Linked DNA regions of Homo sapiens: all the other regions are linked to region 3. Evidence: chromatin loops called from intact Hi-C (ENCODE). Cell type or tissue: A673. All regions are shown on one strand. Each heading gives the region's core, and the rest is flanking DNA. Links, peaks and the distances in the headings are about the cores only. Region 1 has its middle 1.1 Mb from the start of LINC00290. Region 2 has its middle 1.3 Mb from the start of LINC00290. Region 3 has its middle 490 kb from the start of LINC00290.

Region 1 (10,245 bases), core at 930-8,929, 600 kb before region 3:
ATTCTTATTATGCCCCTCCTCTACCACCATTGCAGCTTCCTTCCCTTACGGTCACAACTTCCATCCCTCTGTCCCCTTCAGAACCTTTCTATGTCCTTTTATTTTCCATCCCTTTAGTAAGAAATTAAATAATATTTTTAAATAAATTTATTCAATGCAGTTACACATTTTTATATTCTACATAAAGATAGTATATTTTTGTTATTTCTGACAATAACCTTTGAAAACATTAAGTTATCCCTTACTACCTATGTTTAATCTCATTTTCCTTCTGATTCAGTGACCTTAACAAAGAAATAGGCTATCCACCCTGTTTATGTATTCGTAATTTTAATTCACCCTACACATATTTTTAAATTTCTATGAATCAGGCCTTAGGCTGTGGGTACAAACATAAACACAATCATTGAAACAGATGATGTTTCCAGAAAATAGACATTATACAATATTCAGTTCTTTACTATGATGATGAAATCAATTCCTGGTTTCATCTTTTCTCCATCTAATAACTGTGACAATGATGTTTGCTGCATCTAGAGTCAATATCATTCCCAGCATCAAATGTGTGTTTCTCTAGTAAGTGAATACAGCCATCATAATGTGGATTGCAAAACTCAGTGAACACTGCTACCACTGGACACTGGAGAAGAGAAGCATATTGGGTGCAAGTGTGTGGGGAAATGGGGAGGAGGGACAAGGAGAACAGCTGCATTACCTCAGAGAAAATTAGAAAAAGTATGCTGTTTTAAGAGTTGTTCAAACTATGGTGGTGGGTTGGGGAATACGTGTGTGTATGTGTGTATATATATATATATGTACGTATATATGTGTTAGATACATATGTATATATGTGTGTGTGCGTGCATGTTAGATTCATATATGTGTGTGTGTGCGTGTATATGTGTGTGTGTATACAGAAAACGCTGTATGTAAAACACAGTCGAAGCTATCAATATCAGACAGGTATTTCCCTATATTAGAGGCTGCCTACCTCTGGAGCAGGGGACTATAATTCTGGAGAAATACATGTGTTTCCAAAGCTTTGGCTTTAAAAGTGCACGTGGTTCTTTCAGATTTTGAGTGAAACTCTTACTATCTCACTGGCATAGATGTCATCACAGACGGGCACATCTTCATGTCCGCCACTCAGCTGACCAGTAAGGCACTTTACTGCCTTTTAGGTATTATCTCTAGATTCCTCCATTCAATAAAGGTCTTAAATTGAATTATGGGTGGCCGTTTTTCTCAGTAATAAGCCGGTGTTTCATGAGTACGGGAGTAGTTAAAGGTCCAGAAATGGGCATTTGCTGTTTTCCTTCTTTGAAAATGGCAAGTGCACATTATTATGCTGGGGCAAGAGAACTAGAACATGCTGAAAAGATAAACATTTTTTTTTCCACCTAAAAGATAAACATTTTTTTTCCACCTTCTCCCATTTTCTGACCTCACCTGTTCCCCGTCTGACCTCTGGGGGGCTTACTCGGGATGTCAAGGAAAATGTAAAGTATGTAAAACCGGCTCCTTAAGTAGTATTTGTACCCTTAACGGTGAATTTCTGAGAAAAGATCCAGAAGACTAAGAAATGCATAGCTAATGAATACATTTCAGGGAAATTGGAAGGTTTGGATAGAAAGGAAAGCACAGTTTACATACATATGCATACTGTGACGGATCAGGGCAAGGACTCCAGTGTCACCATCTTCCTGTATCTGTAGACCTTGTACAATGCAGTCCAAGGCTGTGAGGACTTCGGAGGGCAAACGCTGAGGAAACCAACCTGCCTCCAATTCCAAGGCGTGAGATTTACATTGCAGCCTTTGTGATGCTGCTTAGTTAACTGGCTGTATTTATGCAGATCTATTGTAGACTTACTTCCTTTTAATTTTTCCCCCTTTTGTGACTGAAATCATGAATTCCTAAAAATAAATAAATAGCAAATCAAAGGAGAAAAAAAAAAGCCAAAACAGGTTTACCTAACGGGAAGCCTGGAAGGGCTGGCGTTGGAGAAGCCGCTCGGAAGCGGGGCAGGTAGCAGAGAGCCGCCCGCCGGTCTCCGGGTCTACGCCCAGGGCTCTTTCCAGCCCGGCCTTTGGGTAACTGGTGTGGGGGAGGGCGGCCGGCTTTCAGGTCGCCTCTCCCGCAGGTTTGGGAGCCCGGTAGGCCGTGACTGAAAGACCGTAGCAACAGCGGTCAATTGCCGTTTTAGAGCTCATTTTGGGGCGAATGGTAGCAGCAGAGCCACTGCCGCCCTGGCTCTTGTAGGTGGGTCTGGAGTGTCACGTAGGCACCCCAACTCGCGCCGGGGGCCGTGGTCCGCAGACTCCCACTTCATTGCCCCGGAGGCCTGAGCCCGCCCCGCCCGGCTGTGGCTGCACCTTTCCCGAGAGTCGGGGCAGCGGCGGCTCGAAAGTGGAGGCAGCCTAACCGCGTAGCGCTGAAACCACCATTCACAAATGCAAACCCCTGTCTTCTGTGGATAAACGGTGGCGGCGCGCGTCCGAGCGTCCCCGAGGGGCTGTGGGGAGCCCCCGGGGAGAGCAGGAAAGGAAGCGGGGTGGCGGTGGCTAGGAAGCGACTGAGCCTTCTCGCCCGGCCGGCGGAAGAGGGAGCCGGGTCCCGGCGCGCCGAGCCAGCCGCCCCTCGCGCAGTTCCTCGGCCGCGGCGCGGGGTTCGCCCCGCTTCTCCCCGGCAGCAGCCGGCTGGGTGCCCCCGGCACAGCACAGTGCGGCAGGCGGCAGCGTCCTCCCCTCGCCTCCCCCACATTCCCTCACCTCAGCCAAGGCGGCAGCCCCGGCGTCCCCGCCCGCCCGGCCCCGCGCCCCCGCCCGGAGCGCCCCCACCCGTTGCGCCCCCGCCGGGTCCCGCCGCGCAGCCCCGCCACGCTGCAGCTGGAGCGACCGCCGCGGCCGGCCCCGCAGACCGGGGAGGAGGAGGAGGAGGGGAAGCCGGAGAGGGAGGCGCGGGGAGGAGGGATGGAGCCGGGAGGAGGAAATAAATAAATAAAACAATCACCTCCGCGCCAATAAGAGCGAGGGAGAGAGCAAGACGCGACCAGAGAGCCACCGGGGCCCGCTCGCGCGCCTCTGAGAGGCTGTCCGCGCGCGCGCGTGTGTGCGTGAGTGTGGATTTGCCGGGACTGGAGCTGGAAAGTTCAAACTAAACGTGTTGCTCTCGCCGAGTGCCGAGGCCGCGGCGGAGGCTGCCCAACTTCCCCGGGCCAAGTGAGTGGCGTTGCCCAGCGCCTTTGGCGAGGCGGCGGCCGCTCGGCCCTGCGCCCGGCCGCGGCGGCGGCGGCTCCGCTCGCCCCGGGAGGGAGCCCGCGGCCAGGGCTGGACTCTCGCCCCGCCACCTCCACCGACTCTCTCCTCAGCCTCCGCGCCTGGCACCGCAGCAAGGTACGTGGCGCTTCCTGGCGCGGCTTCTTCCCTAGCACACCCCGCGCGGATTTTTGGCTGCCTAGATTCTTCCCCTTCCCGGAGTGGTCATCATTTGTCAAACTTTACCTCCACCTCGCACATGCGGGCGGCCGCTGCAGCCGCCCTCCCTGGCGGCATGGGCTCCGCTCGCTGATGGGAACCGAGAGGAGGGTGGGGGGGAGGATCTGCTGGCAGCGGTGGTTCTCATCTGGATTAAGATCGTATTTCGGAATAACTCGCAGGTCTTACCTTCCGGGGGTGTCCTTCATTATGATGTTCCCTGTGATGCTGGTAATGGTTTTCCTTGCTCCTTCTGCACGGAAGGACGTACAAGTTTGCAGGAGAAGGTACATGAAAAGCAGGTGAAGTTTGCAGCCACTTGACTCCAAGAGAGGAGTAACCCTTTCTTTGCAGTAGCCGCTATGGTTTTGAAGCAGCGGCGGCGGCGGCAGCGGTGACAGCGGTGACAGCAGCCTGGCCGGTGGCGGCAGCTGCACGTTGTCCCGTCTGTGACTGGAAGAAGGAGGAAAAGTGGGGCTGCCTCGTCGGAGAGCGCAACTCTGGAGCTGCCTGCAAAGACGCTGCGGGGGAAAATGCTAAGGGCTCCCTGATCCTTGGTAAATCGTGTTTGGAGAGGCATGATTTCCTTTTGTGGTATTTATGTGCTTAATAACAGACATGCTTAAAAATCTCTTTAAAACTTTTATGCATACGATTTCCATTTCTAGATTAGGTGAAGGACTCTGAAACCTCTCAGATAAATGCCAAAATCAGTAAGATCAGAGCGGTGTGCAAACCTGCAATGAATTGCCCAGTGCCTTCTTGTTTGTAACGTATCACCTACTGGGAAACGTATCTTCCGTGCCATACTATTTTAGTAATAGTTATAGGTTCATTATTATTATTTTTTTCTTACGATGAAATAGGAGGTTTTTAGTGAAACAAAAATTTAGAAGTCATAGTAAGTTTCCAAGCAACGTGCTTGAGCCTTTTGAAGCCACCTGCTGAATTAGTTCATGTTACTTTTCAGAGGTTACCACTTTGGTGCAGGAGATGTAGACATATCCAGCAGATGGAGCAGTGGAAAACTATACTGGAACCTGCATAACACTCATTTATCCCGATGTAATCACAAAGAGGCCAAATAAATGTGTATGGAGCTCACTTTAGGGGAGACACTGGTTTTACTGTCATATTTGGAAAAAATTTTGTGTCTACTGAAATATGATTGGAATATATCTGCAGAAACTTCAATTCTTTAGGCTTCTTTTTCATTCATAAAGCATTTGAAAATAGTTTTTGTGCATATTAGAGTACAGGATGATTCATTCATGTCAGAAATGTCAACTGGTCCTTTGGTTATATATTGCAGTGACTCACAACGACATGAAAAACAATGCATTCTGCCATAATAAAAGTCTAATTATTGTGTTATAGTTTAAAAGAGTATAAAAACTTGCATTTGAACGTAAGCAAACATCATTTTGAATACTTTTTAGTATTCTAAATGCAACTGAATTTGTGTTTTGCAAAGTTAAGATAGCTAAATACACTTATTTCTTCAAATAATTTACTGCAGCTTAAATTGAAGGAAAAAGTTAATAAAACTTTTTAGTCATTCTTGTGAATTGATGTTCCTTTTTCCTCAAAATTTCATGAAATTTAGATCTGGTGTGATCTGGTCACATTCATTTTACCTTCAGAGACAAAGACAAAATTCTTCAAAAGCCACTTTAAAAAATCCTTACATTGATATATTATGGTAACAATAACATGAGGAGAGAATCTGCCTTCCTACAAAAATTTTAAAACTTTGCAATCAGTCATGCATCTGAAAAAATAGCTTTAAAGTGAACAGAGACAAATGGGCTGCCCATTTCACAGGCAGAACGGCAAAGACTTAGGCACCTGCTTTGTTGCACCGTTTCAGGAAAGAACTGGTTCTTCAATCTAGTCTGCTCATCTCCCATCTCTTGCTCCTTTCATTGTGTTTTGTCATAGATTTTACCGTGGCAGAGAACTGAGCTTAACTACTCTGAAAAAAATCCTATTAGGTCTTACTTTAATGTCATCATTTAGCAATTTAAAAGTTACAGCCATACAGCAAACATATTAAGGAATTTAGAGACAGACACGATGCCATTGAAAAATGTAGCACTAGCAATCATTTGAATTAAACATGCTTTACACTGAGGGCACATGTTTATAAAATATATGTGACTGTTTTCTAAATCTTCAGATAACGTCTGTAGCAAAGTACTTACTTTTGCATTCTGAAACTATGTTTCTTTCACATTCGCATAATATCCAAGAAGGCTTAGAACTCCCAGTGTTATAAAATAGTATAACTACCTTTCTGAAGGAACTAATTTTATCCCGCCTGTTGCCACACAGATTAAATGATTATAGATTTTTCTAAATTTATTCCATTCTAAATTTATGCCCCTTTACACAGGCAAGAACAAAAGGGTTTCAGTGTAAGATGCTGAAAGTTTTATGCCATATTTAAATGTTTGAAAATATGAATACCAGACATTTACTAATTTATCATCTCTATTAAATGTGTTAAATTCCTCCAATATAACTCTTATTGATAGTTTAAAAATCAGCTGGTCAAAGCAATGTTAATGTAGTAAAATTAGGTTAAACGTAGGTATATTATGGTCATTGCTCATGTGATATATGTCTTCAGAGAAAACCGGGTGCCTTGTAAGTTTTTCTGTAAACTCAATATAAATGAAATGCTGATAAGATTGACATAATTTTGATATAACTTTGACATATGTATTTCTACATATTTTGAGACTTTAAAAATATAATCACTAAATACTCTTCGTATAGTACTGAGCGTTTTCAGTTAAGTTTATTGGACTGATAGAATCCTGTAATATGCTACTGAAGTTGAGTTCAAGTTTATGGAGGGAAATATTGGATACATACATACATACATACATACATACATACATACATACATATATACATACACACATGGGTCATCAGTTTTCACTGGGAATCTTGGTAATGGGAGTGGCAATGTGCCTATTGAAGAATTTTGGAAAATAGTCTAATCATCAACTTTAAATTCTCATTTTAAAAACTTGATCAAAAATAGATATCTGTTAAGTAGAGGACCTGTGTTTAACCTAAGCCTCGTGGTAATAGTTGAAGCTTGGCATTCACCAAGTGTTTGCACTTGTTATTACAGTAATTTTAATGCACTTTCTGCATTATTTGTATTTTCATTCCATCTCCTTAGGACATTGTTCTAATAGAGCTATAATATAGCTCTATTAGGTAGTTTTCTTCCAGCACCATAAAATGTAGCCACTGGGTTTAGACTTAAATATAAAACCGCAATTACATTTGCACCAACCTAATATTTCAACTGAATTAAGTTTTTGAAACTCATATAGAGGGATTGAGAGATTATGAAGAAGCAGAGATTTTGGTTTTTTCTCCATTAAGTTATCTTCTGGGAGTTAACATGGGTTTATCAGTCAGTGAAGATCAAGCAAAAGATGAAACCTTTTATCCTTTAGTTTCTGTCTTGTCACCTGCCTGTTTGGTTTCTCTTAGTGTCAAGTATGACTGAACATGACTTTCACTTATAATTTATAGAAAAGGCATATATATTTGAAACTTGGGTGTTTTATTGGGAGGCACTATTAGTTTTTAATAAGAAGAAAAAGTTTCTAGCGCTATATATAAGGAAAAAATCATAATATAAAAAATTATTCTAGATGAGTACAGCAGTGAAAAATGTATCTTCCGATATAAATTTTAGCAGAAATGATGAGGATGTAAGATTTATCCCAAATAATATTTCCAACTTTGAGTATTACTGTAATTTAATTTTTATATGTTAATGCCGTATTGGGTACAAACACCTTTACCTTTAACTCTCTTTAATTACCACTTCTTTGTATAAAAGTCAACGAAGAATATAGCTTAATTATATATGTATAATATGATTGTTTTATGGCATATGTTATATGATATATATCTCATAAAACATATTTTTAACATGAGTACAGTTTTGCTCATACAATATTCAGGGATAGATTTTATTTCACTGATTATCCCAAATTTTTTTTGAAGCCCCAGAGTCCTCAGGTAATTTTCTATATGTTACTGTATAGGACAGTTCTGCCATATAGCTTTAGAGATATTTAGTCATAGAAATATAATTGGGTAAGCTGCCCTACTATTCACGTAATTACCATGAAACTTGTGATAACCTCTAAATACAATATGTTATATAAACTGTTTATATTGTTACCAAGGGATTAAAACCATGGGACAAGATGAACATAGTCATTCTTTATAGTGGTCAAAAACTATCTTTCATGTTTTAAAGGACTTATATTTAGAACTTATTATGGAAAAAGGTGGATGGATCAAAAGTGGGTATCAAGTGCGTGAAAAATTATTTACCAGAAGCACACTTACTAAGTATTATAATAAGCATACCTTTCTAATTATTATTTTCCAAAGGTAGGAGATTGGAGAGGCATAATTAAAGGTACCTGATATTATTAGAATAAGACAGTTGTCTAACTAGCATTTTCATTCTGATAGGAATATGTTTCATGATTTTGATTATTTCACAGCACCCTTAACAAATAGAATTATACTGTGTTTTCCAATATGAATATCTCAAAGGTTTTGAAATGTATGATTGATTATGATCATCAGAACTCTGTGACTAAACTGAAGGCAGCTAACACATAGAATACTGCTGGCAAATTGAGAGGCTGAATACTGGTGTTGCAAAAAGTTTAAGTTGATGTTACTTCCTATATACCCCCAAATCAGTATTATTACTACTTTGCTAGTACTTTTATTATGAATATAAATTATATTAGATTCTTATTCAACCTTCCATGCTTAAATTACAGTATGTTCAAGAACTTGCTTTAGTAATAAATATTGATAATTATTGTACGACAGAGATCTTTACTGGTAACATTAGATTTAGAACATTATTATGCGAAACAGACAATAAAACAATCTCTGCTCTGGGTCTATAGAATTTACTAAATTAGTGCCATGGGCATGTGAGAACAGAAAGTGTCCATATGTCAGCTTCAACTATATGACAGAGGGAGAAAAGTGAGGAGACACCTTTCCATGAATGTCTTCCCTCCAGTTTATACCACCAGTTTTCTAAATAAACTTTATTTTAACATTTTTTAAACCTGGTCACTTTTAATGAGAACTAATCACAGTCACAAATATCAGTGTATTAATGGATTACATCAATACTTAATATTTTTTCATCTTATAGCTCAATCCATCATTCATTAAGCGGAAAGATTTATTCACATTACCTTTTTAAAAATAATTCAGCAATTATATAGTAGACTGATTTTTAATAGTTGTCTATTAAAAATAAAATAAAGCATAAAATAAAAATAATAAAAACTAAGAATAAGTTGTTGATGTAGTTTTTAGGATTTAATTTTGTTATTTAGAAGAAGATAAATATTTATAGGTTTAAGTTTTGGTTGTATATAAAATTAACAGCAGCAAGAATAAATAATCCCATATTTCAGCCAAAATGGCAACTAGAAATGATAAATTGGCTTTCTTGTGTATATGTGTGTGTGTGTGTCTTTTAATTTTCTATGTCAATTAATATGTACTATCAGTAGAATAGAATATTCTGAGAAGATAATGGTATCTTGTTGAACATAGATTTAAAGGTTAAGCAGTTATTATTGAAAAATAAACATACCAATTTACTTTCCATCTCTAAGCCTTTTTCTTAAAGTATATTTACCTAAATTTAAACAGCATCTATAATATTGATAAAAATTTTTAAAACATAAATGTCAAATTAAGTGCTCAATAAATATTAGGATCTGTCTATCTTTGATCTCTTCTTATTATCAAATAAAAATCAGTACACTGATATCTTTCTTTTAATAACAAATAGATGCAAGATAGTCTAAGGTTAACAACCAGAAAATATTTGTTTTGTGATGGGATGTTCATAATTTCTTTTTCTCATTGCCTTACAGATTTATTTATTTTAATTTCATGTAGGATATAACAATTCCTTCTGCAAAATAAATGTTTTTTTTGATAAAATTAAATACACTAAAGTGCCTTCAATTCTTAAGTATGTTGCCTAAAGATTTGAGTTTCAAAAGTATTAAATTTATATTTTGCATGTGTCATTATTTATATTGTAGGATTTTTCCCAAATACAGGTCCTCTTGTGTTATCATTGTGAAGTTTTTTATTCATACTTTTCACATTAATACTTTTCCATACAACTTAATTATTTTGCTTTTTATATTCAGAGCAGAGTTGACAATATTGCAGTTATTGCCAACTTTATTTTATTTTGATTTAAAATATGTTAAACTCATATAAAGTATTAACACTCATAATATGTATTTTTCTAAAATTATTTGTGTGAGTCAAATTTGTTAGTGATTTCTTCAAAATTTTATTTGTAACTATGGGATCAAAACCAAAAAGGTTAATTTTCATGTAATTAAAGGTCAGTGATTTTTTTATTGCTTGCTTACAATTTGTTTACTTCTTTAAGAAATCTAATAACATTTTCAACAAAACGGTGTTTCTTATTACTTGTGAACCTTATGCTTTTTAAAATTTTGCTTTTAAAACAGTTCACAGTGATTAATTTGAACAAAGAAAGCAAAAATTTAATGGTTATTGTACACATATTAAATTAAATTTCAAGAAATGAAAACTTTGTGATAATACAAATTATAAAACAGATAGAAATCTCAGTATTTGTTTTCAGAAATTTTGAGGGAAAACTAACCTTGAAATAGTAAAGTATAAGAAATAATGT
Region 2 (10,245 bases), core at 1,019-9,018, 800 kb before region 3:
TGAAGCCTGGAATTAAAAATACATTTGCATTTGCAATCAATAAAAAAAGAAATATTTGTGTGCAAATGTAACAAAACACATAGACAACTTCTATGCTGAAATCTACATAATGCTGATGAAAGACATAAATGAAGTAAATAAACAAAGAAATATACACTTTTCATGCATTGGAAGAGTCAGCCTAGTAAAGATGTCAATTCACTTTCCATTGACATACAGGTTGACCATAATTTCTAATAAAAGCCCAGAATGATTTTTTTGAACTACAGACAAGTTTATTCTAAAATTTCTTTGAAAATTTAAAATACTAGAATAGGTAAATCTATTTTCAAAAAGAAGAATAAACTGAGAGAGATCAGTCTACGTATTTTCAAGACCCATTGGATAGCTACAGTAATCAAGACTGTGATAGTAGCACAGAAATAGACATGTAGATGAATGCAACGGAATACAGAACCCAGAAAGGCCTGTGCAAATACTGTCAACTTATTTATGACTACGGTTCAAAAGCGACTCAATAGAGAAAAGATAAACTTCTCAACAGATTCTGCTAGAGCAATTGAACATTTCTGGAGAGACCAAAAAAGATAATTAATCTTAACCCAAGTTTCACACCTTACACAAATCAATCTTAGAGCTAAAATGTAAAATGTACAACTGTAAAAGTTTTAGAGAAAATAAAGATAAAATATTTGAGATCTAAAGCTAAGCGAAGAGTTGTTAGACAACACCAAAAAGCATGATTCATTAAAAAAACACAAAAATTTGACTTTATTAAAACTAGAAGCTTTTGCTCTATGAAAGACCCTGTTAAAAAAATGAAAAGACAATTTAAAAAAGTAGGAGAAAATATATGCAGACTACATATAGAACAAAGGACTAGTATCTAAAATATGTTTTTTGAAAGCTATCAAAACTCAACTGTTAAATTCTAAACAATCCAATTACAACATGAGCAAAACACAGAAAGAAACACTTACCCAAAGACATACTGATGGCAAATGAAGACATGAAAAGATGTTCAACATCATCAATAGGTCAATGCAAATTAAAATCACACTGAGATATCACTCTATGCCTATTCAAATGGCTAAACAAAAATAGCATCTATAACAAATGACGGCAAGGATACAGAGAAAATGGATCCTCACATTGTTGTTGGAAACGTGACTTGGTACCACCAGCATCACCACTAGAAAGCATTTTGGCAGTTTCTTTAAAAATTAAACATGTAACTATCACATGACATAGCAATTTCACCCTTGCTGGGGGCATCGATCCCAAATAAATAATCTTTATTTTACTGCTAGTGATGTGTTAATGTTTCCTGTTGTTAGCATGTTCCTTTTTCTTCTCAATCTCTGGTATTTTCTTTTTTGTATATGTAATTAATGTGTATTTATGAGAATATGTGGGTGTTTGGGCATATTTAAAGCACTGATGATCATAATTGTTGTATAAGCATTCTGAATTGTTTTTATTACTAATCATAGTCTTTTTCTCATTTACTGCTTTTCATCTGAACTATATTTGTTCCGATATAAAATTCTCAATCCTTGTTTTTTTATTGTTTCATTTGCCTGGCGGGTTTTTGTTCATTCCTCTGTTTTTAGTCCTTTTGAATCACTGTTTTAGGTGTGTTCCCTAAGACTGGGTTTACCTTAATAAACCACTCTGAAAATCTTTGTTGTAAATTATTAATAGTAAAACACACTCATGTTTATTGATGACATATTGTCCTCAACTTTGTCGTATATTTGTATTATCACTCCTGGATTATAATGATAAATGTCATCATCAAATTTGTAAGGGTAATTAATTATTTATTTATTTATTTACTTTTGTTATATTTTAAATTTACTTTTGAACTTTTTAAAAGGCTTTTATTTTTATTTTAGTATTTCCTTTGCATTTACAAATTTGATAGAGACATTTTTTCTTGCTTAACATTTTACAATGGAGTCTGTCAGTTTTGAATGGCGATTTTAATTCTTACTTATTCTCTACAACACAGTCAATGACACCAATATACTTTTTCTTTTTTTTCTGTGTTCTCCTTTTTTGGTAATGATGCACTATTTCTGTGTTGTCAAACATAAAATGTTCTCATACTTTTCTTCACCCATATCCTTATCTTCAGCTTGGTATTATAATTAAATATATTTAAGGTTTACATCAGCCTTTTGCTATAACCTCCCCAGTTTTCTTTTGATTGATTAACTTCATCCTCCAGTAGATTCTTTCAGAAGCACAGGTGTATGCATTATTTCCTGAGTTAATTCATATTCCAAACTATATTCTGAAGCCTTATATATCTAAAACTCATTTAAATACAAATTCCTTAGTTTATACTTTTTTTCTCAAGCCTCTTGAAATTGCTACTTCTCTTTTGCCTTGACTTCTATGTTATCTTGAGGAAAGTAATATCACTTGTTATCTCAAGCAAGAAATTCACTTAAATTACAAATTCTATGACATAAATGGAAACAATCCAGGAATCACTTATTTAGAGTAATTGCCCCTACATAAAGATCAGTGTTGGTCAGGCGTGGTGGCTCACGCCTGTAATCCCAGCCCTTTGGGAGGCCGAGGAAGGCAGATCACAAAGTCAGGAGTTTGAGACCAGCCTGGCCAACATAGTGAAACCCCGTCTCTGGTAAAAATACAAAAAAAAATAGCCAGATAGATTGATAGCTGTGGGTAAGACAAATGGAGAAAGGTTAGTGGAAGAGGGAGGTGAGTATCACTTGTAGCCCTAAAATCAACTGCAGAGCTGGGAGCTGCATAGTATCTTACTAACTTCCTTCTAATTTCTTCCTCTAGAAGACAAGCCCACGGGAACTGTGGAGAAGGTGCTCTGCAAATATGCAAGTAGATTTGAATCCGTGCAGTAGAAAGGATGAACTATCTAGAGGGGGCATCACCCTTTTTCTTAACCTCAGCACATGATTTGAAGATAAGAAGGCTTACCAAAACTTCTTGCTCCACACTGTGTATTTGCATTTCAGACCTAAAACGCAGAAGCATGTCGTGTATTTTAAAAGATTGCTTTTAAAATGATTCTCCCAAGCCTTATATTTTTCTAGAGAACAAAACGGAGGTGAGTTCATGAATAGAAAAGACCTAATCTTTCTTTTGATTCATGCTTATATATCTGGAATAAAGCACAGAGATGTCTAATGATTTTATGATAATATCAACTATTTTTCCTGACTTCTTTTATTCAGCAAAGCAGAGTTGCTTCTGATGGAATTCTGAAATAGAAATTGTTCCTGAAACTAGGAACTATTAACTAAGAAGTGTATTTGAGGTTCTTAGCACATAATTTGGTACAATCATGCCTTATGAAGTAATAGTCAAGAAGCTGTATAGTGTTTCCAGCTGACAGACATTTTTATAAGAAAGGGTCCTGTTCTCCCCAACCAGACATAGGGCTTCACACCCATCTTGTTTCCTGGACCCTCCAACATAATATAGTAGATCTTCAATTAGCCTTCAGGATGTAACTTATTGTCTCTCTACTCTGACATCATCTTAGTTGTGTTACAGAGGTAGACTATCATTTTCAGAAAAACAATCCATACTATACAAACGATATCCTTATAGCACACTGGAACCCAAAAGCTCTTTATTATCACATGTAGGGTGAAGCCCACAAGAGCTTGAGGGCTTGAGAAATGATACTCACAAGTGAGTCACAGAAAGTTCTCTGAAGAGGAAAACTGGGAAAGGATTGAGATTCTCTCTCAATCTTCTGTCCGCTCCATCCTTCGCTTTCCCTTTGATTTCCTCCATCCGTCATTCCTCCCGCTCTCTCATTATCTCTTCACTCCATTTATCCTCCTTCCATCCTTCTCTCCTTCTCCTTGCCTCAATACTTTCTCTCTGTCCCTTCCTTTATCCTTTGCTTCTACTTCTGCCTTATTTAGAATTGTGAATGGAAATCAGCTTCACCTTAAGCTAAATTGTCTTATTTACAAATATTTAAAATAACTTAAAAGACTATAAAATTTCTAGCAAAAAGAACTTTGCAATATAGGATAAGTATGGACTACCCTTTTACGTATTTTTACCTTTAAACTATTTCTTCTATTAGAAGTAACTTGCATGTGTTCATGTCTAGAGAGCAAGTGGTGGTTTAAAAGACGTATTTTTTATCTTTTTTTGACTTCTTTCATTCCAAGACATTACCTTATTAAATGTGATATAAATACCAGAAAGAAGCAAAAAGTTCTCATAAAACTGTAACTATTTAACAAAACTTACTAAGGTATTTTCACACACAGACACCCACCAGAGTGCTGTGAAATGAACCTATCACGGTGTCCTTGGTGAGTGAGCGATGGGTGGTTATGCCCCGTTTCTCCTGCAGAGGGCAGCTCCAGACACCTCAGAGCTAAGGCAGTTTCTGTAACCTCCTGGCCTGCAACTGGGATGATTCCTGTAGCGGGAGCTAAGACACCATGGCCTGAAAACTGCTCCTACCGGCTGCCTGAAAGGGGTATCCACCAGACACCTCTGACTGGGGCCAGCAGCTACACAATGGGGACTCAGTCGTTTTCAACCAATACAGAATAAATGGGTGTGAATTCTTCAATTGCATATATGGGCCTGATTGTGAACTAGGGTGGAAACTGTCACTAAGCCAGTTCCACTCTTTGCTCTCCCAAAGGAATTTTCCCATTAACAAAAGAAGTTGTGTCTCCTTATCTTCAAATTGCTTTTTTTTTTTTTTTTTTTTTAGAAAATAAAGCTTTCCTTTGCTTTTCCTTGGGGGTACCTCGTGATCTTTTCTTTTCTTTTTTTTTTTATTTGAGACAGAGTCTCGCTCTGTCACCCAGGCTGGAGTGCAGTGGCGGGATCTCAGCTCACTGCAAGCTCCGCCTCCCGGGTTCACGCCATTCTCCTGCCTCAGCCTCCCGAGTAGCTGGGACTACAGGCGCCTGCCACGACGCCCGGCTAATTTTTTGTATTTTTAGTAGAGACGGGGTTTCACCGGGTTAGCCAGGATGGTCTCGATCTCCTGACCTCGTGATCCGCCCGCCTCGGCCGCCCAAAGTGCTGGGATTACAGGCGTGAGCCACTGCACCCGGCGTGATCTTTTCTTAACAGTATATATACACATTAAAAAGGCAGACAGAGAGAGAGAGAGGGAGACAGACTTTAATATACATTATCCATAATTGTTAGTGGAGAGTATATTATGTATATTTTCTATAATATGTGCTAATAGAAGGATCTCTCATATCCATAGATTGATAGTTCCAAGTCAAAGGTTGCAGTAGATATAGCCTATTATTACATGGACAGTTAAATTGCCTGGAAAAATAGCCTCCTCTCCCAGCTTCTCTTTTTAGTGAGTGTTCCCCAAACAAACTTTGTAAAACAAAAGTTTCATTTCATTCATATACCTGCTAATATCCTTGATTGGATATATATTAAAGTCAACATGTATTAAAGATAACAATTTATTATCTAGTTGCTATCTTTTAAAACAGCAATATGGAGCCTCTTAACATCTAAACATCTCAAATATATTTCTAAAGATAAACTGTATGCATGCATTGTACCTATAAAATTGTATATTTGCACTACTGTCACTAATTATACAAAACACACATAAACCTATCCTATAAACGAAGTACTAAAAATACACTAATGTACCTTGAACTATATCAAAGTGGGGCTATATATATTTTTTCTGGTTTTAAGATTATATGATTTGTTATAGTCTTAGTCCTTTCCTGTCTTTATACCCATTCCCACATGTGGGATGAAAGAGAAATAGAAGAATAGCATATGAGGTAAAGAGTTTTTTTATAATGATAAGTAAGAAAATGATACACCAGTTTGAAATGCAGCGTTTCAGACAGTCGCTTTCATTGTTATTCTGAATATTCAAATAAAAAAGAATAATCTCAGTGGATTCCTTTGGAAAAACAAATAAATTACAAAATGAGGAATGTGTATTTGCCCATCTGTGCATTTTGCAGCCATCATGACAAATTGTTGATTTGATACCATGGGCATTATTAAAATCAAAGTCCTGCCAATCCTGCTTTCATACATAACAGATTATACTAATTATCTATTGGGGCCAAATTCACACTCTAGCTATTAACTCTTATTTACCTGAATAGAAAAATCAAGTACCCACAATATAAAAGCCAGCAATGTCCAAAACAAAAAATAATTGGACTGGAAGATGACATTAACCGCCTAATACATTCTGATATCAATTTCATTTCCAATTTTTAAAAAATTGAAAAAACATTGTACTACTTTGAATCAGGCTTTCTGATACCGAATAGCCCTTCTAGTCTTATTACTCCAAACAAGCCAGTGAGTGACTAAATTTTAAATTTCGACCTCTCCAGCAATATTCTTTAATTTATCTGAGCACCTGTGTTTTCCCTCAGTTTCATTTCTATTCTCTCTGGATGAAATAAAGAAAGGATATAGTGTGTATATCCTCTGGTGGATCAATTAAATTAATGAATTAATGAATATCTGTTTAGCAATCATTTACCAAGTGTATATTATGTGTCTGATAATCTAGTCTATTCCTCGTGAATTTTAATTATATTATTATTAAGATTGAAGTGTTCCCAATGTCTATGCTCTCTAATGTAAGAGATCCATTCTTTCATGAACCACCCCTATCTAAATACTTAATAAAAATTCCAGGTGGGCTTACATTAAGATCCTATTATCCGTTCTCACTGCAGTGCCAGGCTGGACAGTATCACCACATTTTCACTCACAAGTGCCCATTGGTGCTGCTGTTATCATCCTGGTGTAGCATAAGGCAAGAGCTTCATCTGGCTCACCCTTTTGGAGAGGGATGGGATTGAGTGCTTCCATTCTTGAGGAACGGAGTGATGAGAGATAAAGTGAAAAGTTCACTAAATTAACCGAGCTGTAACCAACATTCTGGCAAAAATTCTTCCCTCCTATCCACACACACACACAGGAACAAACACATAAATTTTTCTTCAACCTCACCCAAAGTCCCCTATGAGTTCCCAAATTTATTCAACATGCTTTCTCTGTGGAATGGTTTGGCTTATGCACCTTTAATGACACATTCCCATCTGACCTTTATTTTCACCTCTTCACTAAAGCTTTTCTCACTAAAGTCCCTGACTTCCACATCACTAAATCTAACGGGCACTTCACCATGTATAAACTCCAGCAGCTGACCTGGTGGTCCACTCTACTTTTTCTTTCTTAAGACACTATTTTCCTCATTGTTTCATAATACCCCATGATCCATGTTTTCCCCAAAATTCTTATGCTCATTTTTATCAGTTTTTTTTTGCTAGGATTTACTCACCTAATTGATCTTAAAGATTAGTTCCCCATGTCTCCATCTCTTGTCTTCAGTCCATCTTTTTCTTTCTCTCCCTTTTTCTCTCTACTTTTTCATCTGCTAGTTCTAATAGTTCCACCTGTGCACTTTTCAGCTATGAATTTCACAATAATCTATAGACAGACAACTCAAATAGCTATTTCAAACTTTGATTTCCCTGCTGAACTCTAGGCCAGATTACCCAGCTGCTTTTGATGGCTGCAATAAGATGCAAACCCTTCAGATAGAGGCAGCATCTTCAAAACTAATGTCACTCTCCCCATTCCTTATATAATATACCTCATATCATTAAATTGTACCACCTTCCTCAAATATGTTCAAACGTGAAACATGGCAGTCCAATATGCCTCTCTTCCTTTCTTATTTCTCCATTTTCACTGATATTATCTCTTAAATATCACTCACCTCTTTTTCCTGCCTTCAAACTAGCCCAAGACATTGTCTTAAGAAAGTATCTCTGTAGATTTCAATATCTTTTACTTTTCTTTATACAGTCCATCTTCTACAATGTAACAAAAATGTTATACTTGAAACACAATATGATTACCTTACACGTCTGTCTAAAATCTTACAATAGTTTTTCATTGCTTTAGGAGAAAGTTCAACATTTTTAATGAATTTGAACCTTCTTCCTGTTTGTTCTCAGTATATATGCACATTCAACTCCTTCAATTTCTTAAACAGTTCCAAGCGTGTTCTCAACTCCATATCTTGAGATCATCTAAAACCTGTACCTGAAGCAGTCATACTCACCTACCTCTCCTTCCTTCCCAGCTCAACTTAGATGTCACTTAAGTCATTATTTCTATCCCCAGCAATTTTAAATTGCCACCCCGTACATTCAGCTAGCACCCATGTACTACAACTCTAGATTTTTCACTAATTGTATGTCTCCTGCACTTGACCGTTGAGTCACAATAGTAATAATATCTTCTGAGAGAAAAAGGATGCAACTATCTCATTCTACTTTAAGGTCTGAGAGAAGATGGCCTAATGGATGTCAAGTGCTATATCTCTTTTAATACCAAAGTCACTGTCTCCTTGGATATGCATATGCAAAGAGAGTCACTGGTTCTTGATGAATTTTGTTACCAACCCTCAAACTATATCCAGAATGAAAAGATCATTCTGACCCATATAACTTGGAATCGGGTCTGGATTGATGGTCTGTATGTCTTCTTCCTTATACTGAGTTATATTTAGGAATCATAATTCCTTTCCAATATCCAGACACATGTTGGAGCCATCCAGTCTATCATGGTCTTGTGCCCTCTTGAAATTCATTTATGGTCAGACTTTTTCTCTTTTTCTTTTGCAGGATTCACCTCAGTACTTGTATAAGTAAGAAAAGAATTAATTGCCTGAAAGAAAGTTATTGTTAAATTAATTTTCATCAAATTTCCAGCTCCTGCCCAGCAGTGTTGTACTATTATAGACAAATTTCTGGCAATGTGCCAGGAGCTGAATTTATACAGATGAAAAGACATGATATCTGCCCTGAGGAAGTATGAGAGAGCATTTTATGTGTCCATTTGTGTAGGTTACTGTAGCAAATTATTCAATGAAATATTAATACGGATTTTTCTGGGAAGATATCTGGTAGATGTGATTGAAGTCCTTTGTGAATTAATTCTAAGTATGGGAGATTATACTAGATAATCTGGGTGAGTCTGGTTTGATCAGTTGAAAGACCTTTCCAGAGCTAAGACTTTCCGGAAGTAGGAGAAATTCTGCCTGTGGACAACAGCTTCAGCTTACACCAAGAGTTTCAGCCTGCCTTTCCGGACAGCCTACCTGATGGATTTCAGTTTGTCTAGCTAGCCTCCATAATCGTGTAATCCAATGCCTTGCAATAAATTTCTTGGTACACATTTTACATTAGTTCTGTTTCTCTAATTGAATACTGACACAAGAAGGAGGAAGAGACTAGTAAACAAATAATGACCTCAGGTAGCAGCACCATGAAGACACAGAGAGGAAAGCAACGATGTCTATGCACAGAGAGGAATGGGGGTTCAAAATATATTATGGAGAAGTTACAAGTTGTATTAGTTCCTGAAGGATTAACCATAAATTATGTCCTAATCACAAGCCAGGGTAAAGACAGCCAAAAGCAGGGTGGAAAAAAACACATGAGAAAAGTAATGGAGGCATGGAACCCCATGGCAGATTTTAGGAAAAGCAAGTTGTTGCTGTACAGGTATGGCAAAAGGACAGAGTAGACGGGATAAAGTGACAAATAAGGAATCTAGAAACAGGATATAGATCATGAAATTTATTTAATGTCATGTTTAAGTGTTCTGAAAACGTTTGAGCAACAACACAGGATATAGAGCTGTGTTCAAATACAATCAAAATTTTGTGTTAGAAAAAGCTACTTTTTCTGCTATGTGGGGGATGAATTAGAATGGAGCATATTTGAAGACATATGATAAACAAAAGTCAAATTCAATGGCAAATGTGAGGAATGTGGAAAGCCTGAGGCGGGGAGTGCTGCTGTGGGTGGAAATACAGCTACTAATTATAGATATATCCAAGAGCATGTAGTTACCAATTGAATATAGGGAGTAAGGGAATTTTCCAAGTCTAGAAAGTCACTCCATTAATAACTATACCAGAAGACCCTGCAGCAGTAACGAAGATACCTAGGTCAAAAAGGGAAATGGAAAATCTGAGAATATAAGAAATGTAAAATGATTTCAGTGTTATATATCTTCGGCCTGAGATGCACATGACTAATGAATATACTGGTTTGTACCTCAAGAGAGGCTGTTAGCATTTCATTCAGCTATGAATAACAGAAAACTTTCACTTGAACGACTTAAACGGATAAAAGGCTTATTTTGTCAGATTATACAAAGTTGAGGTTGGCA
Region 3 (10,245 bases), core at 1,157-9,156:
TTGGTTTCCCTGAGCCACATTGGAAGAAGGATTGTCTTGAGCCACACATAAAATACACTAACACTAATGAGAGCTGATAAACTTTTAAAAATCACAAAAAAATTCTCATAATGTTTTTAAAAAGTTTACGAATTTGCGTTGGGCTGCATTCAAAGCCAACCTGGGCCACCTGTGGCCCAAAGCCACGGATTAGACAAGCTTTATATCATGTTTTAAGTATGATGTAGTGTTTGTGAGATTGTATCCCATAGTCTTTAGTTCTTTGCTTCCTGAATTTTCAGTAAATATCAGACTGCAGTATCATCGAAAGTCTGGAAACCCTTCTAATTTACCTTCCCTCTTATGCCTTTATGGATCTATCCTTGTTTAAAGGTGACTCCCTCTGGCATAAACACCAAATATATTCCTCTACCCCCAGGAGCCATTTCCCACTTCCTGGTTCTGTGTATTTGACTCTTTTTTTTTTTTTTGAGATGGAGTCTTGCTCTGTCGCCCAGGCTGGAGTGCAATGGCATGATGTCGGCTCACTGCAAACTCCGCCTCCCGGGTTCAAGTGATTCTCCTGCCTCAGACTCCTGAGTAGCTGGGATTACAGGTGCGCCACCACATCCAGCTAATTTTTGTATTTTTAGTAGAGGCGGGGTTTCACCATGTTGGCCAGGCTGGTCTCAAACGCCTGACCTCAGGTGATCCGCCTGCCTTGGCCTCCCAGAGTGCTGGGATTACAGGTGTGAGCCACTGCACCTAGCCTATTTGACTTTCGATGCTTAAATTTTAAGTATTTTTTCCATTACTTAATGAATCATATTTTGCTTTCACAAAAAGAAAGGTGTTGTTGATGATGTTTCTCTTATTCTAATACTGAGGATCTTAAAAAAAATGCTAAGCCCACAGAAACACCACTAGCTTTTCTTTGCTCTTACCTTCTTGCTCATGTACCTGAATTCCATGTATAAATTGCCCCTTTTTTGTTTCACTTTTATGTCTTGTTATATAGTGTGATTATATTCCTCAAATGTATTATCTGACTTATGCATATAAAGCAATGATACGGTGATATAATGACCATATCTATGATATAATGATATACATTATAAGCAGAAGTCATAAATATTAGCATGTCATTGCTTAAATTATGCAATAGTTAGTGCTAATGATAAAAAAATTGCATTAGCCAGTATTTGGTTCAAAAGGTATATACTTGTTCTCATCAACAAAGCATATTGGTACTCAACTGCAGGCCACCCTCATGCATAAAGAGCACCTGCTCACCCTCCACACTGAAAACGTTGGCATAGCCTGACCATTTCCCCTTCAGTGCATTCTCTTTTTAGGGTCCATTAATTATCTTCTAAGAATAGGATCACTTTTATAAGGTCTAAAGTCAAAAGGCCTGTCTTCTACATATTTGATCCACTCTTTCCTCAATCCCGCTCTGTACTCGTGTGTTCTATTCTCCATTCGGAAGTCTCTCATCATGAGTTCATATTTTTAAAAATGTTCCTGTAGTATAGATTAGATGAGTCCCTCAAATCCTCACCTAACACTTTCTTGCAGTATTAATCTGACTAATTTCTGACACTAGAGAATTAAGAAATTGTTTCAGAAATGTTACATCTTGGCTTTCTTTTGCAAGTTCATAATCAATCCAGACAAAGCATTTCTCCCAGACTGTGATGCCAAGGAGTAGAGCTAGACACATTGAATTTCTGTAGAAATGTTATGATAAATGCTCCTCCTGCCTCCCTGTCCTCATTTTAAAAATAGTTATGTAATAGACTCTAAGGCCACTCTCAACACTAATATATATTTTCATGATTTAATTTAATTTACATATATTAAAAGAAAATGGAAATGCATTTATTGTGCCATCTCCACAGATACGTTAAAACTTTCTTAACGTGATTTCTCATCTCCAAAATTTTAGTTTGTTTTTTTCATCCTTAAAAAACACATGTGACCAAATGCTATATAAATACTTTTCACTGCTCATGTCAAAAGTTTCTTGGCAGTCATTTTCTTATAACAGTTTAGAATACTGTGTTTGGAGGACCTATTCAGAAGGATTTACGGTTTAATGTACTATAATAATAATATAGTATACATCATACAATATCTATAAAAGAAGTAGTATCTGAGGCCAATTAATGCTGGCGTTGCACTATAAAATGTGGTTTTATCATAATCACAGTCATAATCACAGCCTATTAAAGTACACATCATCCAAATCTCATTTCCAAATTGTTTCATGTCACAAGAAATAAATTTATTATGCAGAAGTGTTATTTTATGTGCTCATGTTCATTAGATTCCATTTCATTGGTAGATAGAGTCATGGGTTATTGGTTTGATGGTTTATTTTTAAATAAAATGTACTTTTTCAAAAAAGAGAATATTTTTAAATTTTTCATATTTTTTCTAGACATCCACTGACAATTTTAAAAAGTTCTATCAATGATCTATATTAATAATACATGGCCTAAATATTTCAATGGAAGAAAACAGATCAAAATACTAGTCTCTTTTTAGCTATGGAAAATTTAAAGATGTGTTTAAATAAACAAAGTAACTAAACCCTCAATCCAGTGCCAACAAGGCATTCTGACAACAATGTCCCCCACAGCCAAGAGTCACATCGTGAGAAAATAGCCAGCGAATATAACCTGATCCCCCGACCCTTGTCACTGCTTTGTGATCAGATCTTACTATGCAGTGAAAGAAACAATGCTATTATTACTTCTCATGAAGTGTCTTGTTTTTATTTCTCTTGTAATTTATCTTCAATTGAACTGATATTGATTTCGTGGGGGAAAATTGCATAATCTCCAAGGAGATTTCTAAAGGCTAATCTTAGTTTGTGCTTTATTTTTTTCCATAGGTTTATTCTTGCCAGTGATTTATCTACCTAATAACATTATAGATAAAACCTGATCTTTCCATTTATTTCTTCAAGAGCTGTTCATGTTTGAGCACGCTTTGTCCTTAATTGCCTGGGGATTTTTCGATAGCCCTGTCTTTAGTGGTCTGAAACAAGTTGCAATATAAGTAATTAAGGCACTGCGCAACAGAATCTACAAATTGCTGTTTAGCTTCCATGTGTGATATTTAACTAATTGTTCATTGCTGTGCAAACCTTTAACTTCATAGATGTCATGAATTTAAAGTGAATAAACATTGCTTTTCTATTTATTAAAATAGTGTAGTGTAATAGTGAATACTAAAGCTTCCAGGTACTTTAAAATACCATCTTCCACTGTCTGCTGTGCAGTTTAATTTCAGACTGTTGAGGTTATCAATCATTCCTTAGAAAACTGTAAAATACGCTTGACTTCTACAGAGAGGCTATAGGATGCAGTGAAAATTGAGTTGCCAGGGAGTAAGAGAATTGGACTCTAGATCATCTCTGCCTAGCGGTGCTCCCTTTTCTTCTGTGGTTTTGCTACCTCACCAGAAAAATTAGGTATTGCATTAAATGACTGTAAATGGACTTTCCAACAGAGTGTCTTTCTGGGGGGCTAAAGAGATTTTATGTGGAGTGCAATCAATGTCTGGAAACAAAAATGAGAGCTAAAATATGTACTATGCTACCTAGGAGAAATTTCATGCAAAGTTTTAGATTAGATGTTTCTTTCCCCCTTAAATATAGACACATCAGTAATCTCTTCCTGAGCTTGAATATTATATTCTTGGCTAATCTGGCAACTGCTGGTGAAGGGAATAATTTTGTTTGCTGTAGAAGAAAGAAAGGCTCCACTGAAAACATATTCAGGAAGTGGGATGCATGACTGCGTTTTTCCTAAGTTCACATGAGGCATTGTGAACTTTGTTTGTGCCTGCTATTTATTTTGTATGGTCGTTATTTCCCTTGATATTTTGTTTGCAGCTTTTTCCCCTCTACGGTTTGATGCCTGCGATAATAACAATGCCCCTGCAAAACAAATCCACAATGAGTAAATAGCAATGGTTCTTCTAACCCTCTCTCAAAGAAGAATTTGATCCCTTGCCAGGCATTTTCTGTTTCCCTAGGCCTTTAAAATGACCTTAATTTGCAGACATAATCTGGCATCGTTGTCGCCTGTAACAGAGATGTCAATATTAGAAGTTTGAATCCTGGAATGATCACAAGTGGGATTATTTAATTCCTAAGAAGGCTGGCAGTTGAGGGCAAGAAAGATGCATTTGGAACAATCTCCAAGAGTTTTTTGTTTTTGTCTTTGGTTTCCAACTAGAAAAGGAAAACAGAGATTCAAATCCTAAGCAGACTTTTCAAAAGACAGGCTTCTTCCAAGCAGTAAGAAAATACTATTTCTATTCAAAGACACTTGAAGCTTGTGTTCCTTCATACCTGCCTGGGGTGCTGAGTTTGCAGAGCCTTTCTGCAGACACCTGAGGTTTTTATCAATGAGAATCATGAAGCTTTGGAGAAATAATATACAATAAAAGAGCAATAACTGCTCTTATTAGGCTCTTTCAAGCCATCTGGTGTGATTTTTTTTTTTTTTTTTTTGCACTTTCACGGACAAAAAATTTTGTTGATAAAATTGCCACTGAATTGTAAGTCATGCATCCTTATTGGAAGGCTGATTCTTTGCACCACTAGGTGGCAGTGTAGTCACGTACTTATGGTTATTCATCTGCCAGCTCCTAAATAACAGGGCTTCCGGCTTCAGTGTTAGGTTTCCAAGCCTCTCGTGCATCCTAATATCCATGTCTCCTTTATTCAAAGGACAAGCATATCTGTACTTAAGTGATTTACTCTGTACATCAAGCTCTGTGAAATTTGCACTTATGTTTTGCTTTTATTTTCAAAGAAAACACTTGAATACATTTTCAACAAAATATTACAAGTATCATGCTGATCTTCAACTAATTATTTTTTTATTTAAAATGCTCGGTATGAAAATGTTTTTATGAGCACATGAAAAATAGAAAGCTTGAGAGATGTAGTTTAAAAAATATTATTCTAAACTCACAAAAGTAAAGCTTTGATCTGTCTCTTGAATTATTTAAAAAAGAATAAATGAGCATATATAATTCAAATCTTGGAGTACTATCAAGGGCATCACTATGGGAATTATCTAATGTATTTATTTAAAATATTTTCTACAGTAGACTTTCCAGAAATAATGATGCTTAGAAGAGGGCACTTTTAGTGTTATAATTTTAGTTTGGAATAATTTATGCAAATAATATAGAGTGTTCTCTAGAAATATCCTAGTTTCTTAAGGAATGATGTAGTCTCTTGGATTCTTATATAGAGAAGCTTGTGGTATCTTGTTTCGTATATTTTTGGCAAACTGCCACATTCCGGGATGTCTTTATCACCTTGTTTGACCCACAAAGTGCAGTATCTGCAATGTGGACAAAAAAAAAAAAAAAAAAAAAAAAATCAATAAAATTATTTCCTGCTTCTCATCACTTTCTTTGTTCTAAAAGAAAAGAAAATCCAAGCCCTAGTAGATAAACATTATCTGACCAAACTCTTTTGCATATGTCTTATCTAAACTTTCTTCTGTATTTGGCTGCCTATACAGTCTTACTCTAATATTTTCTAGAGAAACTGGTGTTACGAAAATGCCGGGGGTTTGGTCTAGGTCTCCTTGCTTGCCACAAAGAAAGCCAATCACTAAGACAAGGAAGATTGCCAGGGAAGACTTTATTCAGGTGCTGCAGCCAAAGAGACAGGAGATAAGTTTCAAATCTGTCTCCTCAACCAACTAAAGTTGGGGGGTTTATATATCAGGGAAGGAATGTAGCTACCTGCAGGGAAAAAATCAATTAGGGAGGAGTAAGGAAGTAATCAAGGTGGATGAGGGGCCCGGCATCTCATTTTCTGGATGTAGTCATCTGGTGAGTTTCAGTCCCTTGCCTGAAAGTTGGTTTTAAGACAGGGAGGGTCAATTTCTATGTTATTAAAAAACGCGTAATGTTGGATGAAAAGAGGCATCGCAAATTCCCCTAGGGAGGTTTTTTTCTATTTGGTCATCCAGGGCACAGGGCTTCATCCATGCTCACAGTGCCCCCTAGTGACAGAACAGAAAGAACTCAAGTGTACTCTGAAATCTAATGCTCTGTGGCTAATACACATTATGACCTATGCTAATCCTTTTCATTTCATTACTTTGGGGATGGATCCTATCAAAACATATTTGATATTTCTATAAACTCTACATCTCTATGAATCAATAAGCTTCTTCCTTAAACTCATGCATCAATCATTATCAGACATGTTAGGGAGGCAGAGACAACGTGGAAGTGGCAAGAGTCTCTGACACACAGCCCACGTTTCACTATTTACAACCACACTGGCCCCAGCTAACATCCGTCAGGAGACTGAACACCAGCACTATGACTCTTATGCTTTTTGTGATGTTCTTACCAGGTGTGTAAGGCATGTGATAAGATAATGTATAAACCAGAATGTATAATTTCATCTGTAGAGAATAGTTTAGGTAGCGGGGAATTCTGGCATGCGACATAGAGGCACACATAGATTTTCCTTCATCTCTCTCTATTTCATTACTCTAGTCATTTGAACATAATGCCCAAATCATTGACTTTTCAATATTTAAGTCCCCCAAATTGAATGACATGACCACCCTCTCACTTGTCACATTTTGGCTTTTTCTAAGGACTTTCATTATTTATCTACATTGATTGGATGACCTTTGCCATCTATTTGCTAGCCTTTAAAAGATTTAAGTCTTCCATAAGCATAATCTGGCCGCATTCTTCCCCAAATTAATTAGTATTATTGCTCTCCTGTCATATATTCATGAATTGTGCTTTCTTTTCTTTTGCACCTGCTCTGACTCATTTCAAGGCTGTGTTATCCTAATGAAATACAAAGATTGACCTTTACTGTGCAATCTAATGAAAAATGTACTAATTTTAGGGAACTAAAATTTAACAAATTTCTATCAAGGTAGAATGCGTGCTTTTGTAATGTTGAAAATATTGTAAATATCAATTACTATATATAAAAGAACACATAGCAACATTTGCGAAGACAATAATGCAATGTAAAGTTGAATGAAATGGAAGTAATTTTCTATATATTTTCCTGGTTCTGAAATAAGAAACATTATAGTACAGCTTTGAATGGCCTTGATTTTCTCTGTTGGCTGCAGGGTTTTGCAGCACTAAAGTTATATTTTGAAGTACCTCAAATTTTCCAGACTCTGCAAGAAAGAAAAATAAAGGTATATTCGTTGTGCCACAAAATAAGTACAGTTAGAATATTGAAAGAATGCTTAATACAATCCTTTTATGTAGGCAATTGGGAATTGATGGTGCAATAAGTCTAAAGAGATTTGTAAGGATATTCAGAGGAAGTATTGATATCTGAATTATCAAATAGTTTTCCAAAAGTTACAAAATGAATGACTTCCTGCCATGCTCAGGTATAGAGGCTCATTCACAGTAATTGTGGGGCTTGGCTTTGAAGTTCATTGTACCAACAGTTATCTCAGGACGATGTCTCCAACCTCAAGATGGTACCAGATTCCAGTAAAGTGAAAACAGCACATCACTTTCAATAAGGTTGTTATTTTATTTTTAATGTAATGATTACAGCCAATTTTAACTTATAAATAATGACGTATATTCTTTTTTAGAATCACAAAATCAAAATAATTATTTGGTCCTTTTGCACATGATACTGTTAACACATTGCCACCAGTCCACCAGCTTAGAAGTTACAGGCAACATTAACTGTAGCCCCAGTGAGTAAGGCATTATATCAAAAGCATGATAACCTGCTACTTAAAGTGTGATGTGCACATTTTGCTGAGTTCTAACTTATCATATCATATACTGCCAAATACTAGGTAAAATTCCTGCTCCTAGACATAAAATTTTGTCTTAAGGAGAGTTTAGCCCATCAAGCTCCCTGAAAGTATTTGTTTTCCTGCTAAACGCTTTGCCTCTTTTTTTTTTTTTTTTTTTTTTTGAGAGGGAGTCTCACTCTTTTGCCAGGCTGGAGTGCAGTGGCGCAATCTTGGCTCACTGCAACCTCCGCCTCCTGGGTTCAAGCAATGCTCTGCCTCAGCCTCCCGAGTAGCTGGGATTACAGGTGTGGGCCGCCATGCCCAGGTAATTTTTGTATTTAGTAGAAACGAAGTTTCACCATGTTGGCCAAGCTGGTATTGAACTGCTGACCTCATGACCCACCCGCCTTGGCCTCCCAAAGTTCTGGGATTACAGGTGTGAGCCACCGCACTTTGCCTCTTTAAGAATGGTCTGTTGAGGAATTAATACTGCCGAAGCAGGATTGGAATTTTAAGATATTTATTTATTAACTTAATTTGTGGCTAGGAATTTGGGACATGGGATGGAGACATTTTGATAGGACGTGAAGGGGAGTTAAGTCACAAAGGAATGAAACGGTGAATGTGGGGGTTTATTTAAGCGAGAGAACACTCCACAGGGTGGGAGCAGGCCACAGCGAGCGGCTCAGGGGCCTGGTTACAAAGTTTTCTGGAGTGTCTGTACCCGATCGAGGCCCCTACTGGCTACCCCTTGTGTGGATAAAGGACTTGGCCCATGGCCAATTAGAGGCCGGATTGGATTGCTGTCCTCTGCGGATGAAGGGATGGTCCGCGCTTGGCCTGCATCAATGCAAAGCAAGCTCCGGTTTCATCTGAGATGTTGTGGGGTGGGGTGCGGGGTTGTAGGGAGAGTAGCCTCTGATCCTTTGTTACTCCAGCGTGGAGAGATGGGGTTTTCACTTTTGATCCAGCCGTAGGAAGGCAGCACAGATTGGCCTTAGGTTCCTACCTCCAGACCTGGGAGTTTTCCCTTTGACTTAGCTTCAGGAAATCAGCACTTACTGGCCTGGGGTTCCCTGCCCCCAGTCCCTGGTGTCTTTCTTTTGATCCAGCTTTAGGAAATTAGCTCGAATTGGCTTTAGCTTCTCTTCAGACCTTATTCTCCTGCCTCACTAGGACCGAGTGACCCAGATGGAGCAGAACCAAATGGGAGCTCGAGGGAGGAGGCTTTAGGCAGGGCACTCAGAGGCGGGCATTATTGACGATGGTGGAGGGACTGGAACTCACTTAGGACAGTCTTCAACTACTTTACACAGTACCATTGACCAGAATAAGAATGAAATCACTATGTGACAGTTTCCAGGTCTAGGAACCCCCCGAAATAGATCCCATAGGTGGAAAACCCAAAAGGTATTCATTGCTGCCTCAGCTCCTCCATCGCCTCCAGAGACTTCTGTTTTTAGTATGACCTTGTCGGTCTCCTCTCAATGTCTCTATTCTTGGTCTGGAATTACCCAATTTACCTTAATTTAGTCTTACTTATGGTTGTTTTCGAAGAAGGAAGACAAGAAGATCATGTCATTGGTATGTTCAGAGATGCAATTGTGTTAGCACTGTTTTACAGAAAATGCAGCTGAAAGTCAGCAAGTTTACTAAGTGACTCACCAACACCACCTGGCTAGAACCGAGATTCCTTGTGTTCCTCCGCTCAACTGTTTCCAGAGCATGAGGTGGCCTCTTAATAGAGGACTATGTCTTTTTTATAATTCATCAAGCTGGATTAACTGTGCCAAGAACTCACTGAAGCTCAGAATGTTACAGCATTTTATTCACTACACTGCTTGAGTGTGACCCTAGTGAATTCAAGGTTAATTGCTAGAATGACAGAGCATATATTGTAGGCACTGGTGAAAGACACCCGTGAATGTTTGCTACCTTCTTTATGTGATATTAATTTACTCATCAAATACTATCTACAATTCAGCAAGCAATGATGATACTGAGAAGTGCCTTGTTGTATGTGTGTAGAGAGGAGGAAAGGAGGGATTAGTAATTCATCATCTCCATTAGCCCTATCCAAGATTTCTAAAAAACATAAAGTCGAGGTAAAAGTAAATAAAAGCCAAGAAGCAGGGCCACTATGATAGCGTCTAATTGTGGATCTTCAACCTGGAAACAAAATGTAACTGAACTTTTGTGCAGTTATATTTTCAGTTTTCTAAACTTCTGCTGGAATTTTCATGTTATTTGATTGCATAATAAGTATTGTTTAGGGTCAAGTTTAGTTGGTGACTTTGTGCCATCTTCTTGTTAGCTTTTCTAATTACATTTGGTCCAAATAATTCAGATCATTCTACTACCTATTCTTCTCACAACTTCTTTGCTAAGTGGGTGAATACAATAGTGTACCAACAATGAGAAGGTACTGTTTATTATTTATAGAAATAAATCAACACCTAAAATACAAATTTTAAAA

Evidence for each region. A loop is a pair of places that touch in the nucleus more often than their neighbours do. Peaks named below come from ENCODE experiments on the same cell type or tissue, not always from the same donor. Only the 100,000 strongest peaks of a DNase experiment are listed, where the experiment ranks them.
Region 1: it touches region 3 in a loop (8-fold over the local background); 3 of 110 quality-filtered maps call a loop at or near these places.
Region 2: it touches region 3 in a loop (8-fold over the local background); 12 of 110 quality-filtered maps call a loop at or near these places.

The regions. Positions count from the first base shown.
Region 1 is chr4:180,055,888-180,066,132 of GRCh38, forward strand. No RefSeq gene overlaps it. Among named protein-coding and RNA genes, the nearest start is that of LINC00290, 1.1 Mb to the right of the region's middle. RefSeq lists a silencer at 2,564-2,693 and an enhancer at 3,154-3,233. In A673, for the core only: CTCF peaks have their summits at 1,479 and 4,483 (motif pointing right); DNase peaks (open chromatin) are centred at 3,024 and 4,494; H3K4me3 peaks cover 2,989 bases; H3K27me3 peaks cover 3,483 bases.
Region 2 is chr4:179,863,097-179,873,341 of GRCh38, forward strand. No RefSeq gene overlaps it. Among named protein-coding and RNA genes, the nearest start is that of LINC00290, 1.3 Mb to the right of the region's middle. In A673, for the core only: a CTCF peak has its summit at 4,380 (motif pointing right); a DNase peak (open chromatin) is centred at 4,395.
Region 3 is chr4:180,660,374-180,670,618 of GRCh38, forward strand. No RefSeq gene overlaps it. Among named protein-coding and RNA genes, the nearest start is that of LINC00290, 490 kb to the right of the region's middle. In A673, for the core only: CTCF peaks have their summits at 4,587 (motif pointing right) and 6,029 (motif pointing left); DNase peaks (open chromatin) are centred at 4,638, 5,298 and 5,988; H3K4me3 peaks cover 736 bases; H3K27ac peaks cover 1,906 bases.